Regions from separate parts of the Homo sapiens genome. Here region 2 is linked to region 1. A link is an interaction called in ENCODE POLR2A ChIA-PET data of the cell type or tissue named here. Cell type or tissue: HepG2. All regions are shown on one strand. Links, peaks and the distances in the headings refer to the core of each region. The heading gives the core; the rest is flanking DNA. Region 1 overlaps AKAP8 (A-kinase anchoring protein 8). Region 2 has its middle 16 kb from the start of EPHX3.

Region 1 (2,903 bases), core at 189-2,688:
TACGAGGAGCCAGACACCAAACTGGCCCGGGTTGACAGTGAAGGAGATTTCTCCGAAAATGGTATGTCCTGGGGGCCAGGTGGGCCAGACAGATGTAGGATGGGTCGGCTGCCTGCTGGGGGCTCTGCTTGCCCCATCTGTGTCGTGGACACTCGCAGGTGGCATGTTTCAACCCCACTGTGGTCAGGGCAGACTCACCCTGGATGGCGAGCTTGGGAGGGCGGAAACCGGATGGGACCGTTCTCCGGGGACTGACTTTTCCTTTCTTTGTGTCTGGCAGATGACGCAGCTGGTGACTTCCGCTCAGGAGATGAAGAATTCAAGGGTGTAAGTCCACCAGGCAGCCCTTTTGCCTCTAGTGTGGGATTTCTTCTTTCTTTAATCACCCTTCCTCACAAAGGGGCAGGAGCAGCTGCCATGGTAGATTTGACTACCTCTGAGTGGATTCAGGACCCTGACTTTTAGCTAGATTTCTAAAAGTTTTCCACCTTAGCCGGCACGGTGGCTCACACCTGTAATCCTAGCACTTAGGGAGGCTCAGGTGGGTGGATCACTTGAGGTCGAGAGTTGGAGACCAGCCTGGCCAACATGGTGAAACCCCGTCTCGATTAAAAATACAAAAATTAGCCAGGAGTGGTGGCACTTGCCTGTAGTAGCAGCTACTTGGGAGGCTGAGGGAGGAGGATCACTTGAACCTGGGAGGTGGAGGTTGCAGTGAGCTGACGTTGCATCACTGCACCCCAGCCTGGGCGACAGAGGGAGACTCCGTCTCAAAAAAAAAAAAAAAGTTTTCAACTTACAACAAACATTCCTTTTCTGAAAAAAGCTCCCAGTTCCTCTCCCTGGTCTCTAGGCCAGTAAGTGCAGGGACTGTGGGCTGAAGCCTCCAAGCACAGGCTGGAGGCTCATTTGCCGCCAGCTCCGTGCCGGGTGCCGCTGACTGGTGTCCTCATCCTTCCATCCTCACAACAAGGCACAGGCAGGCAGCACGTGGGGCCAGTTCATAGCCGGGACCACCCCAAGCTCTTGGGGAGGTGCCTCAGCCACCCCAGTGTAGATTCTGATCCAAGTTGGAGGTGTAGGGCCTGGAGGTCCAGAGTGGGAAGGAGGGCCTTCCCCAAGTCCTTAGAGTCACACAGGCAGGGAACAGGCAGGAGATGGTGGCTTTTCAGGTTTTCAGAGTCTCACTTGATCCCTATTTTGCTGGTCTTGAGATTAGGAATCTCTGTAAACCTGCTGATTGTTAATTTAGCCGTATGTTCACTGCCTAAGGAGTCAGCTCTGTTCAGATTCTCAGTTGAATCGTTTTTATCTATACGTGATTGTTATTAAGACATCGGGTAAATATAGGCCTGGCGCGGTGGCTCACACCTGTAATCCCAGCACTTTGGGAGGCCAAGGCGGGTGGATCACGAGGTCACAAGATTGAGACCATCCTGGCCAATATGGTGAAACCCCGTCTCTACTGAAAATACAAAAATTAGCTGGATGTGGCGGCATGCGCCTATAGTCCCAGCTACTCGGGAGGCTGAGGCAGAGGATTTGCTTCAACCCAGGAAGCAGAGGTTGCAGTGAGCTGAGATTGCATCATTGCACTCCAGCCTGGGAGACAGGGCGAGACTCCGTCTCAAAAAAAAAAAAAAAAAAAAAAAAGACATTGGGTAAATATAAACAAAAGCTCGGGAAACGTGGTGGAACCCATTTTCTATGAAGAATGCCAGAACTGGCATCCCCCAAGTGAGACTCTATCTCCCTACGGTTGGTGAACAGGCTCCATTCATAGAATTGTACGGGTGGGTCTTTGTCATGGGGCAGGCAGTTCTGCAGCTTAGGAGGAACCGAGAGAGGGTGGGTGAATGGCTTTTTAGCAAGGTGATTGTCACAGAATCTCTGAAGGCAACTAGGAGTAATAACAGGACACACAGGCCCTGTCCTGAGCCCCGGAGGCTGGTCCTAACACACTGTGGCTCATTCTTGGTGGCATAGCAACCTAGGTCTTGGGTGAGACTGCCCACCAGGCAGTGGCCAGGGACTGGGCTGGTTGTGGAGAGTCTGGACACACCAGCTCACTGCCGGACTTTGTGTATACTCTTTTCCAGGAGGATGAACTCTGCGACTCTGGGAGGCAAAGAGGTAGGCATCACCGTGTCCCTTGCAGCTTTCCTGTGTCTTCCCAGCTGCCCCGCACTTACTGCCCAGCTTCTGAGCAAGCCAGGGGCCTGGATGGAGGGGCCCGTGGCTGTGGGGGAAGAGGGGCTGCAGCCACCAGATGGGCCTTGACCGTGGCGATCAGCCAACACTTTGCTTCAAAGTGTCTGGGGCAGCATTTACTGGAAACGGGTCTGTCTGCCTGACCCGATGTGGGCTGCAGTGGGGATGGGGGGCAGCCTTGGGTGTCCACCACAGTCGAAGTTTGTAGGGAAGGAGAAACATGAGAGAAGAGGCCCCCAGCCCATCTTCTGTGCCCTCCTCGGCCAGTGCATTTCCCTGAAGTGTTTTCTCTGGGGCTTCCTTTTGTCCAGTTCCTTCAGTCGCCTGCCCTGGGCTGTGCTGTGGGCCTCTGTGGTGGGGATACTGGCAGCTGCACTGCACATTGCTTCGTGCCTGCGAGTGTGTGACAGCAGACACCTGCGGGGTCGGGAGCACCCAGGCCCACTGGGTCTTTGAGAGGCGGGCGCCCTTCAGCAGGTCTCTTCATGTCCAATGCAGGAGACCAGAGGGTCTGCAGCAACAGCAGAGCAGGCTTAAATCCCTCATGGCAGAGCGGCCTGAGGTGCCGCGGCCTGGAGCTCACCCTGAAGCCACTCGTTTCTTTACCTGTCCTGTGGGTCTTTCCGTAGCTGGTTACCCCAAGGATCATAGGCTGGCTCCTCAGTGGCCCTGCTCCCATCCATTCTGAAGGC
Region 2 (2,903 bases), core at 187-2,686, 150 kb after region 1:
CCGAGATCACACCACTGCATTCCAGCCTGGGTGACAGAGCGAGACTCTGTCTCAAATACATAAATAAAAATTAAAATGTAGGCCGAGCACGGTGGCTTACGCCTCTAATCCCAGCACTTTGGGAGGCCAAGGCGGGCGAATCACCTGAGGTCAGGGGCTCAAGACCAGCCTGGCCAACATGGTGAAACTCTGTCTCTACTAAAAATACAAAAATTAGCTGGGTGTGGTGGTGCACATATATAATCCCAGCTACTCGGGAGGCTGAGGCAGGAGAAATGCTTGAACTCGGGAGGCAGATGTTGCAGTCAGCCGAGATTGTGCCACTACCCTTCAGCCTGGGCAACAAAGTGAGACTCCATCTCAAAAAAAAAAAGAAAGAAAGAAAAAAAGAAAGTGTCCAGTGTCCAGGCACGGTGGCTCACACCTGTAATCTCAGCACTTTGGGAGGCCGAGGTGGGAGGATAACCTGAGGTCAGGAGTTTGAGACCAGCCCGACCAACATGGAGAAACCTCATCTCTACTAAAAATACAAAATTAGCCAGGCATGGTGGCACATGCCTGTAATCCCAGCTACTCGGCAGGCTGAGGCAGGATAATCGCTTGAACCCGGGAGTCGGAGGTTGCGGTGAGCCGAGATCACGCCACTGCACTCCAGCCTGAGCAACAAGAGCGAAACTCCGCCTCAAAAAAGTAAAAAATAAAAAAAGTAATGCACGTGAATCATCCCGAAACCACCCCCTACCCCGGTCCGTGGAAAAATTGTCTTTCACAAAACCAGTCCCTGGTGCCAAAGAGGTTGGAGGCCACTGAGTTAGGGGACATCAGAATATCACAGTTCAGAGGTGAGCAAGAGGAGATAAGATCCAGGGTGAGGCCATGGGCATGGAAGGTTGCTGTGGTCCGGAGCCCAGGGCCTGAGAAGACAGGACAGAGAACAGGGCGTCAGACCCAATGGAAGCTTCTGGGGTGGGGAAACCAGCACCCCCAGAAGGGGTTGAGAATGGCCTCCCTTCTACCCTTTCCCAGAGCCACAGAGCTGCAGACGCTCCATCGAAGTGAATTCCAGGCTGGGCATGGTGGCTCATGCCTGTAATTCCCGCACTTCAGGAGGCTGAGGCAGGAAGATTGCTTGAGGCCAAGAGTTCAAGACTGTATCTCTACAGGAAAAAAAAAAAAAAAAAAAAGGGTGGGCGCAGTGGCTCACGCCTGTAATCCCAGCACTTTGGGAGGCCAAGGCGGGCAGATCACGAGGTCGAGAGATCAAGACCATCCTGGCCAATATGGTGAAACCCCGTCTCTACTAAAAATACAAAAATTAGCTAAGCGTGGTGGCACGCATCTGTAGTCCCAGCTACTGGGGAGGCTGAGGCAGGAGAATCGCTTGAACCTGAGAGGCGGAGGTTGCAGTGAGCTGAGATCATGCCACTGCACTCCAGCCTGGCGACAGCGAGAATCCGTCTCAAAAAAAAAAAAAAAAAAAAAAAAAGACAAAGAAAAAAAAATTAGCCGGGCATGGTGGTGCATGTCTGTAGGTCCTAGCTTCTTAGGAGGCTGAGGGGAGGATCGCTTGAGCCCAGGAGTTTGAGGTTACAGTGAGCTACAATTGCACCACTGCACTCCACCTGGGTGACAAAGAGAGAACCTGTCTCTAACTCCAAAAAAACAAACAAAAAAAAGGCTGAGGCGGTGACTCACGCCTGTAATCCCAACACTTTGAGAGGCAGAGGTGGGCCGATCACCTGAGGTCAGAAGTCCAAGACCAGCCCGACCAACATGGTAAAACCCGTTCTTTACAAAAATAAAAAAATTAGCTGGGCATGATGGCTGGTGCCTGTAATTCCAGCTACTTGGGAGGCTGAGGCATGAGAATTGCTTGAACCCAGGAGGTGGAAGCTGCAGTTAGCTGAGATGGCACCATTGCACTCCAGCTTGGGCAACAGAGTGAGACTCCGTGAAAAAATAAAAATAAATAAATAAAAATGGCGGGTGCAGTGGCTCACGCCTGTAATCCCAAGCACTTTATGAGGCCGAGGTGGGTGGATCACCTGAGGTCGGGAGTTCAAGACTATCCTGACCAACATGGAGAAACCCTATCTCTACTAAAAATACAAAATTAGCTGGGCGTGGTGGTGCATGCCTGTAATCCCAGCTACTTGGGAGGCTGAGGCAGGAGAATAGCTTGAACCCGGGAGGCGGAGGTTGCAGTGAGTCGAGATCACGCCATTGCACTCCAGCCTGGGTGACAAGAGTGAAATTCTGTCTCAAAGAAACAAAAAAATTACCTGGGCATGGCGGTGTGCACCTGTAGTCCCAGCTACTCGGGAGGCTGAGGCACGAGAATCACTTGAACCCGGAGGCAGAGGTTGCAGTGAGGTGAGATCATACCACTGCACTACAGCCTGGGCGACAGAGTGAGACTCTGTCTCCAAAAAACCAAAAAAACCCAAAGTGATTGTTTGCAAACTAAATCAGATCAGCTTCTTGTGCTAAAACCCTCCAGTGGCTTCACTGTGCTTGGGCTAGAATCCCAGACCCTCTGGCCCCTTGGGAGTCAGCCCCACCTGCTTCCCTGACCTCCTCACCTTTGCTCATTCAGCACCAGGCACCCAGGCTTCCTCGCTGTTCCTCTCGTCCACCCTCTCCTTCCTCCTCTGGGCCTTTGCACTTGCTGTTCACTCTGTCTGGAACACCCTAGCCCTGGATGTTTGCCTCGCTGGCTCCTCTCCTTCTTTAGGTGACTTCCCCCTCTCTCCCTCACATTTAACCATCTTGTCTCAATGGCTCTGTTTTGGTTTCTTTTCTTTTTTCTTTCTTTTTTTTTTTTTGAGATGGAATCTCCCTCCGTCACCCAGGCTGGAGTGCAGTGGTGCAATCTCAGCTCATGACAACCTCCGCCTCCCGGG

The links. ChIA-PET counts read pairs that join two places held together with the same protein. Peaks named below come from ENCODE experiments on the same cell type or tissue, not always from the same donor. Only the 100,000 strongest peaks of a DNase experiment are listed, where the experiment ranks them.
Region 2: POLR2A ChIA-PET joins it to region 1 with 7 read pairs; 4 of 35 experiments call an interaction of 5 or more read pairs at or near these places.

What each region holds. Positions count from the first base shown.
Region 1 is chr19:15,369,376-15,372,278 of GRCh38, reverse strand. It overlaps AKAP8 (A-kinase anchoring protein 8), which reads left to right. Exons shown (of 14, transcript NM_005858.4): 6 at 1-61; 7 at 281-327; 8 at 2,100-2,133. Among named protein-coding and RNA genes, the nearest start is that of AKAP8, 9.0 kb to the left of the region's middle. In HepG2, for the core only: no CTCF peak of the experiment used is centred there; no DNase peak of the experiment used is centred there.
Region 2 is chr19:15,215,325-15,218,227 of GRCh38, reverse strand. No RefSeq gene overlaps it. Among named protein-coding and RNA genes, the nearest start is that of EPHX3, 16 kb to the left of the region's middle. In HepG2, for the core only: no CTCF peak of the experiment used is centred there; a DNase peak (open chromatin) is centred at 1,687.